Regions from separate parts of the Homo sapiens genome. Here all the other regions are linked to region 1. A link is a contact called in ENCODE Hi-C or POLR2A ChIA-PET data. All regions are on one chromosome and are shown on one strand. The core of a region is the stretch at or near the end of the contact, and the rest is flanking DNA. Distances in the headings are between cores, read along the strand shown. Region 1 holds the start of SF1 (splicing factor 1). Region 2 holds the start of NAA40 (N-alpha-acetyltransferase 40, NatD catalytic subunit). Region 3 holds the start of ENEMAL (enhancer lncRNA neighbor of NEAT1 and MALAT1). Region 4 holds the start of FERMT3 (FERM domain containing kindlin 3).

Region 1 (2,692 bases), core at 79-2,578:
CTTAAAAGGATCTATCAAAAATTCAACAACCTATACAATAGCAGCCAAGTTCTCCTTTCCCCGTACATAGGCAGAAACTCCCTACATTTGCCACAAAAGAGTCCTTCTATTTCCCAAGGGGTACAGGATCAGAGGGAAAAGCTTTTTAAAACAAAGCGACAGGGCAGCCGATCAGACTGAGATCTAAACATACTGAACAGATTTAAAAAAAAAAACAAACTAAAATTCTCTCCCCAAAAGAGACCAAGAAAGATCAGACCCAACCATCATCTGAAGCATGCCAACCTCTCCCGGATGAAAACCCTGCCTTGCTGTAGAAGCAGAGGAGCTATCCTTGGTACGGTTCCCATTCTGGTTCCTCAAGACCAGAAGGGAGTCGCTGCACGTCATCAGGTGAGGCTTTCACGCCCTGCTGGCATTCACAGCTAGCACCCCGTCCAGCGCTGAACACCCGCCACCCCTGTTCCCGACACCAGCGGACTGGACAGCAATAGTGGGCCCCCAGTCTATACAGTTGCGCCGCACAGCCCGGCCACCTCACTGCGTCTGCGCACAGAGCGCCTCCCGCCCGCCCAGCCCTCCCCCCACAGCGCGCGTGCGCACTCGAGGCCCTAGAACCAGGCCGCGCGCGCCCAGGGGCGCCTCCGCCCGGGCCTCCCCGTGCGCGCACGCGCGCCCCTGCCGCGTGCAGCCGCCGTCGCCGCCGCCGCGCGCCCCTCAGGCGGCCGGGCCCGTCCGCGCGACGCCTCTCGCGCTCTCTCGGCCCGACTCACCTCCTCCGCCGCCGGCCGGGCCCGGCTGCTGGTCCTTACGCGGCGGCTGGGGTGGCGGCGGCTGCGGCGGCGACACGCGCTGGTAGAGCGGCGGCGGAGGGGGCGGCTGCGGCGGCGGGTACGAGGCGCCGGGGGACGGTGGCGGTGGAGGCGGCGGCGGCTGCTGGGGAGGCGGAGGGGGCGGCGGCGGAGGCGGCGGAGGCAGCGCCGCGAAGGGGAAGGCCGCGGTCAGGGCCCCCATCGAGCCCACGGGCGGGGGCGGCGGCGGCCCGGGAGCCAGCAGCCCCGCCCCAGGCCCGGGTGCAGGCGGAGGGCCCGGCTCGAAGCCTCCTTTGGGCCCGGGGAGCGGGGGCAGCCCGGGGGGGCCCAGCTTACCCAACGGCGTGGCGTTCGCTCCGGTCGCCATGGCGCCCCCGGGGACAGGCACCGGCACCTGCTTTTCCTCTGCGGCGGCTTCTCCTTCGCAAGCCTCCCGGGGGGAGGGGACCCGAATGCGCTGCCGGAGCGCGCGGAGCCCGTCCTCTCACGCGGCGGGCGGCGGCGGCGCGAGACGCACAAAGAGGGAGGAGAGAGGGCACCGCGGGGGCGGGCCGGGGGCGGCGGGGCCGGGGCCTGGATTGGGCCGGGCCGAGGCGAAGGGTCGAAATCGGCGGCCTCCGATTGGCGGAGCCTCAGTCCTTCTTGATGCGCGCTGGGATTGGCCGAACCGTTAGGCCAAGCGAGGAAATGGCGGCGGAGTTCGGTGGGCTGGGAGGTGTCGCAGCGCGCACTTCATTTGTTACTGCGTGAACTGAGCTCCGAGTCCAGAAAGGAGGGGATGGGGTGGGGCGAACTCTATGACGGAGCGACGGCGAGCTCTCTCATTGGCTGCGGTGGTGGACTCAATCAATCTCGCCTGCGTTGTAGTGTCGCGGGATTGGCTGTCGCTGGTTCCAGCCTTTTTCTACTCCCCTCCCCCAGGGGGCAGTTTCTCCGGGATTAAGCGAGAGTCGCGGCGGAAAAGGCCCAGCCGGAACGAGATTTACGGCGGGGGAGTCCTGGAGCAGGAAGTGCGCATGCGTAGATGGAGCAAAACCGCCTCTCCACCCGTCTCCCTTCACCATCGACCCTTGGGTCCAGCAAGGAAGCCCTAAGTGACGTCAACCTTTGTTCCCATGGTAACGCAGAACCTTGGGGCGGGAGCAGGGGAGGGGCTGGCGCGCGCCGGAAAACCGGCTCAGTTGACGCTGCAGGTAAAAAGACTTCCTGTTTTTTTGGAAAAAAAAAAAAAAAAAAAAAGTGACCCAAAAAGCTACGAATAGAGACGACTTATCGAAGGATTTAAAACAGTATTTGAACTGATGCAACAACATATTAGATGAAAGGTAACAGAAGGTTGTCAGTTCAAAAATTACAAATACACACTTCTATTGGAATCTCCACGGAGTTCAGAGGATTTAATTAAATGATCTTAAAATCGTATAAAACAATAACTACGGCCGGGCGCGGTGGCTCACGCCTGTAATCCCAGCACTTTGACAGGCCGAGGCGGGCGAATCACAAGGTCAGAAGGTCGAGACCAGCCTGACCAACATGGCGAAACCCCGTCTCTACGAAAAATACAAAAATTAGTTGGGTGTAGTGGTGCACTCCTGCAATCCCAGCTTCCCAGGAGGATGAGGCAAGAGAATCGCTTGAACCCGGGAGGCGGAGGTTGCAGTGAGCCGAGATGGGGCCACTGCACTTCAGCCTGGGTGACAGAGCGAGACTGTCAAAAATAAAAATAAAAATAACTACTACAGTACTGGGAAAACTTTACAAGACGGAGCAGGAGCTTGCCTTTCCAGATGACAAACATAGTATATAAAACACAATAGGCCAGTGCCAAGGCACTGGGAGGCCAAGGCGGGGGGATCACCTGAGGTCAGGAGTTCGAGACC
Region 2 (2,692 bases), core at 109-2,608, 840 kb before region 1:
AGTAGGCACTGGATAAATGTTGTTGAGGCCACCACTGTACTGAGCACTAAAGTTGGAATAATGAGGCTAAGCACAGTGGCTGACGCCTGTAATCCTAGCACTTTGGGAGGCCAAAGTGGGAGGATCGCTTGGGCCCAGGAGTTTGGGACCAGTCTGTGTAACACAGTGAGACCCCATCTCAACAAAAAATAAATAAAAATTGAGCTGCGTATGGTAGTGCACACCTGTAGTCCCAGCTACTCAGGAGGCTGAGGCGGGAGGATCGCTTGAGCCCAGGAGGTCGAGGCTGCAGTGAGCTGTGATTGCACCACTGCACTCCAGCCTGGGCGACCGCGAGACCCTGTCTCTTAAAAAAACAAAAAGATGGAATAATGAGCAAAACCTGAAAAAGTCCATGAAGCTTAAGTGTTGGGCAGCATTTCACTAATTTTCGTCTTGAAGCATTTCACTAATTTTCGCTCCCTACCTGGGGAGCACTAGGAAGTGAAGACTCTGGCTCCACCCCTGGAGATTCTGGGGGAGGTTGGCAGAGGTGTGCACACTGCGGAAGCGCCCCCGGCGGTTTGGATTCGGGTCACGTGCGGGTCACTCCGGTGTGCTGGGGATGGGTTGAAATTAAAACTTTCCGGGATGCCTGGTGTTCACGCTAACAGCACTGTCCACTCTCTCCTAAACAGTGCTTACGTGCCCGTCTCCCCTCTAAACCCTGAGGTGTGGCGCTGAGATGGCACCTCGCTCCTCTCTGTGCCCCCTGGGCTCAGCACCGCGTAGATGCGAGTTAATTTTTATTGAGAACGTGAATGAATGAGGGGGAATGAATGGTTAGAAGACGAATGAATGAGTAACAGGACTCTGGTTAGAAAAGGAATTTCAAGAGTCAAGATCTGGAAGGTGGGAAAGTTTCCAAAGACTTCCGCTACGCGCGCTAGGGCTCTGGAGGGGCAGGTACTTTAGAGGTCGAGACGCGATTGGCCGCCTGGGAAGGTGGCTGTGCCGCCGGCTGCTACGCGCGGGGCCAAGGAGTCGCTGGCCGCAGGGGAGGTGCTGCCAACCACCCGGCCCCCAGCGGCGCGCGACTCACGGCCTGGGTGAGCAGCCAGGCCTGGCGCCGCCGTTGCCATAGTTACAGACGCAGCCCTGCGAGGGGGCGGGCTCTGGCCGCACGTCATTCCCGGCGCGACGCTCCTCCGCGCTCCCGCCTCCTCCTGGTCGGAGACCCTCGGCCAGCCTAGCGGGCGCTCCACCTGCGCGCCGGCTCACCGCTGCCCTGCGCCGGTTCTGCGCCGGCGCGGTACGAGGGCGCGCGGTTGGGCGGGGGGGGGGGGGGAAGCTGCGAGGCGCATGCGCGTTGCAGGGCCGTCCGCTCTGCTGCCGCCGCTGTTGCAGCCACCGCCGTTGCCGCCTCCCTGCCGGCAAGTGTGTGAAGAAGAAGCTGAGCGTTGTCGCCGCCGCTATGGGGGTGAGTGAGGCAGAGAGAGGAGATGGGAGGTCCAGGGGCGCTCCTCGCTACCCTCGCCCCCTTTGTTCTTAAACCCCCCTCTCACGTGACCCCGACCCCCTCCAGCCTCACGTGACCCCTGACCCCCACATGACCCGACTCCCCCATTCTAAGGGTCCCTACGCTAGGCCTAGCCCGGGAATCCTCTGGAGAGCCCCTGGTCCGGGGCCCCACCCCCTCGGCGCCCCCAGCGTCACGCCCGCCCCTTCCTGCTTCGCGGACCCGTTACTGGCCTCCCCACCACCGTCCCCCGCGGGGACCCTGGGGTTAGCTTCCCGCTCCCCCAGGGTCACTCATCACCTGGCTGTCACCAGCTTCGTCGCTTTTCACATCCGAGGTCAACCCTGGCTTGGAGGGAATTGAGGCCCAGAGGAAAGAAGGCGCCTAGCCAAGGTCATATTGTCGGGGGCGTCAGACCCCACCTTGGGCCTCCCGAATCCCAGTCCACTGCCCTTCCCGTTACTCGAGTCTCAGCGAAGCCGGTTCCCCTACACTCTTTCGAAACCTCTCCACCAGGTTCCTGCTGCTCCTGATAAACACAGCCTTCCTTTCCCATAGACTCCTGCCTTCGACGCCTCCTGGTTGCAATGAAATGGTTCTTACGACCGCTTGGGTTGTTAGGGGTTTTGGTAGTGCAGGTGTTTTTTGCAAGGGGAGGGCTGTGCAGGTGTGCGGGGAAGATGCGGGGAGGCGGGGGCGGCGGCCCAGCCGCGGATGGATATTGACCACTTGTTCCGTGCCGGCAGCCTGGAGGTGCATTTTAGTTTACTTTCCCGGGATATAGGGTAGGGCAGAAGTTATTTGCAAGTTTCTGTGCGTTCACCTTACTAAGTCTCAATTACAGCAGTATCAGTCACCCTCCTAAAAAGATAACGCTTTTCCTAGTATTGGCTGTATTCTTTTTTTTTTTTTTTTTTTTTTTTTTTGATATGGAGTTTTGCTCTTGTCGCCGAAGCTGGAGTGCAATGGCGCGATCTCGGCTCACTGCATCCTCCTTCTTCTGGGTTCAAGCGGTTCTCCTGCCTCAGCCTCCCCAGCAGCTGGGATTACAGGCGCCCGCTACTATGCCCGGCTCATTTTTGTATTTTTAGTAGAGACAGGGTTTCACCACGTTGGCCAGGCTGGTCTCGAACTCCTGACCTCGTGATTCACCCGCCTAGGCCTCCCAAAGTGCTGGGATTACAGGCGTGAGCC
Region 3 (2,692 bases), core at 64-2,563, 700 kb after region 1:
GGTGGCACATGCCTGTACTCCCAGCTACTTGGGAGGCTGCGGCAGGAGAATCGCTTGAACCCAGGAGGCGGAGGTTGCAGTGAGCCGAGATCGCGCCTCTGCACTCCAGCCTGGGCGACAGAGCAAGACTCCGTCTCAAAAAAACAAAAACAACAACAAGAAAAAGAGGTGTGTTATTTAACCTTTTCTTAGAAGCTTCTCTGCTGCCCCCAATCTTTCTCAGCAATCCTAAGCCTTGCTCCAGTTACTGGTTAGAGCTGGGCCAATAGTGGTCTGACCACACGTGGTGGCAGCATTCTGAGCTCTGAGGAGACAACCTGGGCTCTTGTCTTGAGGCCTAAACTGGGCCTGAGAGAGCAGGAACAAATCTGCCCTCTCCCTAAGCTCAGGGAGTCCACAGCGGGACCCTCACACCCAGTCTAAGGAGACCACTGGGCAGAGCTGAGATCTTAAGGACAAGCTGGAGTTCCCTCAGTTTTGGGAAAGGAGTTCTGGGGTGAGCGAGGAACATCAGGAGAAGCTGGAACAGAGAGGGGCAGCCAAGTCCTGAAGGGCCTGCTGTAACCCAAGAGAGAGGCCTGGCTTTATCCAGCAAGGCCAGGGTGCGGTCGGAGCAAAGGTTGTTTTATTAAAAGCTTCCTATGGCTGGAGCCCAGGAGTTCGAGGTTACAGTGAGCTATGATCACACTACTGCACTCCGGCCTGGGCAACAGAGCCAGACCCTGTGTTTAAAAAAAATCCTAAAAAGCCACAAAACTTCCTGAATGCAGACAATGTAGGGGTTCAAGGAGCTAGGGAGTACAGCGGAGACAGTGTTTGAACAGGCCCAGGCCTGGGCAGGTGGCTGCCTTGGATGCCCGAAGGGAAAAACAGAACAAAATCAGGAGGAATTGGAGCCTAAGTGAGGGAGCAGAGGATGAAGGGCGAGAAGGGGGCATGGGGCTGACAAAGCCGGGGTGGCAGCCCGTCCCACCCCACTCAGTGTGGGTTCCCGCGGTCTGTTCGGCGCAGCCACAGGGTCCTCCCACCACCCTCGCGGCCCTTCGCCAGCCCAGATACCGTTTTCCCGACTTTGGAACGGAGACCACAACACCCGCCCCGGAACTACTGAAGGCTCAAGTTAGGTCAACCCGGCAGGAAACCGGTTCCCAAATCCCAAGGCGGACCCAGGCCCGCGGTTCCCTCCCTCAAGGCTGGAACAGCGCGCAGTGGCCACCGCCGCCGGGTCTCCAGCCCCCAGGAGCGCGGCCTCCTCCCGGACTCTCTCCGATGCGGTCCTGCCCTGGGGACACGGCAGGAAGAAGGGACCTGGCTGGGGGACGTGGCCCCGGCGCGGGGGCAGGGGAGGCAGCGCGGGACTCCCAGCGGCCCCTGCGCGGGTGCCCACCCGCCGTCACGTGACACGCCGGGCGCTGAGTCACCGGGAAGCATCTGGCTGGGCGGCCGGGATTGGCCAATCTGCGGGACCGTCTGGAGCGGAAGGGCGGTGGTAGCTGGCCCTGCTTCTCCCTCCCCAGGATCTCTGCACTGGCCTTACGAACTGGGGAGTCCAAGGGGTTCCAGGACGGGAAGGGGAGTTTGAGACCAGCCTGGGCAACCTGGCCAGACCCGGTCTCTATTAAAAATACGCAAAACACACACACCACACACCCCACCCCACACAGCCCACACACCCCACACGGCCAGCAGCCCTTTCTGTCACCGACTCCGTTCCCCTGGCCAGTGAGCTCTCCGTCCCCTTTTCCTCCCTTTTCGCACACGTGCCTTTCCTGCCTGCTCCCACCTGGTGCCTGAGGCGTCTCTGCGCCTCAGCACTGGCTGTTCGGTTTGCACTACGGAGGGCAGTGTAGGTTTGAAAAGGAAAGTTTCATTATATAGAACACTACCAAGGCAGGGCGCGGTGGCTCACGCCTGCAATCCCAGCACTTTGGGAGACCGAGGCGGGTGGATCACTTGGGGACAGTAGTTCAAGACCAGCCTGGCCAACATGGTGAAACCCTGTCTCTACTAAAAATACAAAAATTAGCTGGGAGTGGTGACACTTGCCTGTAGTCCCAGCTACTTGGGAGGCTGAGGCAGGAGAATCGCTTGAACCCAGGAGGCAGAGGTTGCAGTGAGCCGAGATCCGGCCACTGCACTCCAGCCTGGGAGACAGAGTGAGGCAAGACTCCATCTCAAAAAAAATAATAATAATAATTAATAAAAAAATAAAAATAATTAAAAGAAAAAGAAAAAGCACTACAGAAGAGTGCAGAGGGGCGCCTCAGCTAGAGGACTTAGGGATTTTCCTTAGGGGCATTTATGGACCTTAAAGAGGGAGCTTAAGGGTAACTTGGACCACACTAGCCACATAGGTCATGATAAATGATTACATTTGTAGACATTTTGGTGCCTAATGCCAGTCAGCAAGGGTTGTTGCACAATGAGTTTGGACAGGCATGCATTTGCAGAGATGTATAGAAATTCTAATTACTTGGAAATTTTGTTGGACCGGAGCTAGGAACCAAATGGTATAGGGAAGTCTCATTACTTCTGAATTCCTCAGATAAAGAGTTTTGCCTCTGCCTGGGCTGCTCGATGGCCACCAGGTGACCTTTGCTCTCCTCAGGGGCTGCTGTGGGTCCAGAGCTGGAAGGAGAATGGGCCGCATCCTTTCCTCCTTCCCTCCCCGCAGCAGCAGGGGCTCTGGCTG
Region 4 (2,692 bases), core at 122-2,621, 570 kb before region 1:
CCGAGTAGCTGGGACTACAGGCGCCCGCCACCACGCCCGGCTAATTTTTTGTTTGTTTGTTTGTTTGTATTTTTAGTAGAGACGGGGTTTCACCGTGTTAGCCAGGATGGTCTCAATCTCCTGACCTCGTGATCCACCCGCCTGGACTTCCCAAAGTGCTGGGGTTAACAGGCGTGAGCCACCGCGCCCGGCCTGGGTGATGGTTTTAATGCACGGCTCTTACCTGAGAACTTAGGGTGCTAAGCTTTAATTACACTTTTCCATGGTTGCAACAAGCTGCGTTTTCTAAAGCTCTCTTCCTGGACTGGGGAGGCCTTTGGGGCAGGAGTAAAACTTCCTCATTTGCTCCAAGAGTGCTGCTTTCTGGGCTAGGAAGGCGCTGAGACTAGCAGCTGGCTGGACTTCCTGCTGTTAGTTTCATCAGCTTTCTTTTCCCCTGGGAATCCCCGGCAGGCCGCCCCCTTCCCCATCTGAGTGGCGATGCTCAGGTAGCCTCCCCCATTGGCAGGACTCTGCCGCCCCCAGGCTTGCCCACCCTGCATGCTCCAACCCCAGTGTGTTCACTGGAAAGGCCGCTGTCCTGCGCAGAGCTGGTGGCGGACGTGCCTTGCTCTACTGAAGTCCACATCCTAGGGCAGGTGATGAGCAGGAGGGTATAGACCACCAGAGACCCCTGAGGTGTCACCTAAGCAGGGACTTGATGGGAGTGAGCCTCGTGGGGACTCGGGGAGGCTCATCCAAGTGGAGCACAGTGGAGGGGTCGTGTTTGGAGCTGGGTGACCTGAGGGCCCGGGAGGTTGTGGATGGTCTGGGCCAAGTACTGTTCACTTGTTCACCTGGCAGGTCTGAGTTCATGAGTTTGAAGGTAGCCCTACGCGGAGCTAGGAAAAACTGCAAAATGGACTTGTTTCCCTCTGGGGCCTTGAGGGATCCTTGGTTGATAGGGATAGCCAGGCTGGAGCCGATTTAACCTGTGAGTCCCAAATAACCTGGATACACTCTGTCGACTCCTGGGCTCTCCCTCCGGCAGCCCAGTGATGTTTCAAAGCCCAAGGTCCCCACCTCATGTGACAGGCTGAGGATGGCAGACACTTCCCACAAAAGTGGACCTAGCCCTGAACACACACAGCCGGGGGACTTGTTGAGTTTGCACTGAGCTTCCCTCCAAATGAGGAAGGGGGCGTTTTTATGGTGTTGAGTCGCTAAGCCCCGCTCTCCCTAGCTTCCTGTGCTCTCTGGGGACAAAGGTGGGGGGGCCCCTGGAACCCTCTGTGGGCTGGCAGTGTGCTTCCTGCACCCAGCGCCAGCCCGCCCTGGGGAGGGGCTGAACCCGCCCTGCTCGTGATAAGGCACAAGCAAGGGCTGCCCTGAAGGAAGCTCCAAAGAGAAAGGAGGGCAGGAAGCCCACGGCCCACAGGGGTGTAGCCCGAGACCCACCTGCAGCCCCCAGCCCTTGCCAGGAAAGGTAAGCTCAGGCCTCACTGGGACCCTGGGCCCTTCTCTTCCTTATCCTCCTGCAGCCTCTGCCCAGCCTGCCTCTCGCCATGCGGCAGCCTGAACTTTCCACCTCCCCGGAGAGGCTTTGGCTGGTTTGTGATGTTGGCATCTGAGCTGTGGGCCAGGATCGGAACTACTTCCTGGCCTGGGTACGAAGCCATGGCCAGAGTGGGCAGCTGCCCCTGAGGGTCTGGGAGTGAGCTGTGGGCTGGCATTGAGCACGGTGGTCCTGAGTGAGCCCCTTCTTACCCGGCCTCAGTCTGCCCGCCTGTAGGATGGGAGCGGATTGGACTACATGGTCTCTGAGGGCCCTCGCGGCTCAAGCGCCAGCGCTGGAGAGAGAGTCTGAGGGTACCACGGGCGTGCTGGCCTGGGTGCTCACTCCCGCCCTCCTTCATGAGCGGCTTTCCTCTGGGTGTGTCCAGGGCATCACAGAGCTCTTCTGCCCAAACCCGGAGGCCTACCAGGGCCTGCCCACCTTGCCTCCTTCCACACTCTCTGTAGCAGCAGCCGCAGCCATGGCGGGGATGAAGACAGCCTCCGGGGACTACATCGACTCGTCATGGGAGCTGCGGGTGTTTGTGGGAGAGGAGGACCCAGAGGCCGAGTCGGTCACCCTGCGGGTCACTGGGGAGTCGCACATCGGCGGGGTGCTCCTGAAGATTGTGGAGCAGATCAGTGAGTGTCCGCTGCCCGCTTGCTGAACTCGGCACCATGGGCGGCCGCCACGGGTGTCTCTGGGCACTTCCGGGCCATCCCTGCTGCTCAGCTCCCGATAATGGTGTCACGGTGACTCAGGCATTAGCTTAATCATTTGGTTCCAAAAAAGACATTTCCCCAACTTCCTCTCCCTCCCACCCTCTTCCCTCCCTCCCTTCTGCTGCAGCTGGTCTGCTAAGGATCAGACGCAGCCACAATCCTCCATTCAGCCACCAATAGGGGCAGAAGGAGTGGTCTTGTCTGGGCCGAGGCTGAAGTCACATTGCTGAGGTCTGAGGGGGTCTAGGTGACCCAGGGGCCTGCCCCCACGCTCCCTCCCCTTGGCGGAAGCTTTGAGCAGGTTGGTGACAGGCCCAGCCTGGGTGGGAAGGCCCTGCCCCCACAGGAAGTTACAGCAGAGCAGCTGTGGTATCAGTCATGGAGGACCACGGGGCTAGTGACACGGGGGCTCCTCATCTTCCTTCCCTGCCGGGGG

What was found. Hi-C counts contacts between places; a loop is a spot of excess contacts on that map. ChIA-PET counts read pairs that join two places held with the same protein, here RNA polymerase II (POLR2A). Pooled maps may share reads with other maps.
Region 2: a pooled map shows a loop between it and region 1 (14-fold over the local background). The contact joins the promoter of NAA40 here to the promoter of SF1 in region 1. A Hi-C loop is called at or near these places in 1 of 37 single-sample maps with no recorded cell type and 7 of 50 pooled maps. POLR2A ChIA-PET finds 5 or more read pairs at or near these places in 3 of 52 experiments (CD4-positive, alpha-beta T cell, H1 and activated T-cell).
Region 3: a loop to region 1 is called in a pooled map, with 6 times the contacts of the local background. The contact joins the promoter of ENEMAL here to the promoter of SF1 in region 1. A Hi-C loop is called at or near these places in 3 of 50 pooled maps. POLR2A ChIA-PET finds 5 or more read pairs at or near these places in 4 of 52 experiments (Caco-2, PC-9 and activated CD4-positive, alpha-beta T cell).
Region 4: a loop to region 1 is called in a pooled map, with 5 times the contacts of the local background. The contact joins the promoter of FERMT3 here to the promoter of SF1 in region 1. A Hi-C loop is called at or near these places in 6 of 50 pooled maps. POLR2A ChIA-PET finds 5 or more read pairs at or near these places in 3 of 52 experiments (activated B cell, activated T-cell and activated naive CD4-positive, alpha-beta T cell).

Annotation. Positions count from the first base shown.
Region 1 is chr11:64,777,214-64,779,905 of GRCh38, forward strand. SF1 (splicing factor 1) reads right to left here and starts at 1,329. Exons shown (of 13, transcript NM_004630.4): 1 at 1,149-1,329. The coding sequence starts at 1,179. RefSeq lists silencers at 474-783, 1,044-1,443 and enhancers at 1,106-1,707, 1,684-1,793.
Region 2 is chr11:63,937,644-63,940,335 of GRCh38, forward strand. NAA40 (N-alpha-acetyltransferase 40, NatD catalytic subunit) reads left to right here and starts at 1,359. Exons shown (of 8, transcript NM_024771.4): 1 at 1,359-1,459. The coding sequence starts at 1,454. RefSeq lists enhancers at 362-862, 1,101-1,240 and silencers at 961-1,010, 1,271-1,350, 1,280-1,465.
Region 3 is chr11:65,476,174-65,478,865 of GRCh38, forward strand. It overlaps ENEMAL (enhancer lncRNA neighbor of NEAT1 and MALAT1), which reads right to left and starts at 1,314. Exons shown (of 1, transcript NR_186313.1): 1 at 604-1,314. RefSeq lists enhancers at 1,107-1,702, 1,538-1,627 and a silencer at 1,238-1,367.
Region 4 is chr11:64,205,350-64,208,041 of GRCh38, forward strand. It overlaps FERMT3 (FERM domain containing kindlin 3), which reads left to right and starts at 1,372. Exons shown (of 15, transcript NM_031471.6): 1 at 1,372-1,465; 2 at 2,002-2,175. The coding sequence starts at 2,016. RefSeq lists enhancers at 1-543, 381-640, 544-1,106, 1,541-1,620, 1,941-2,020.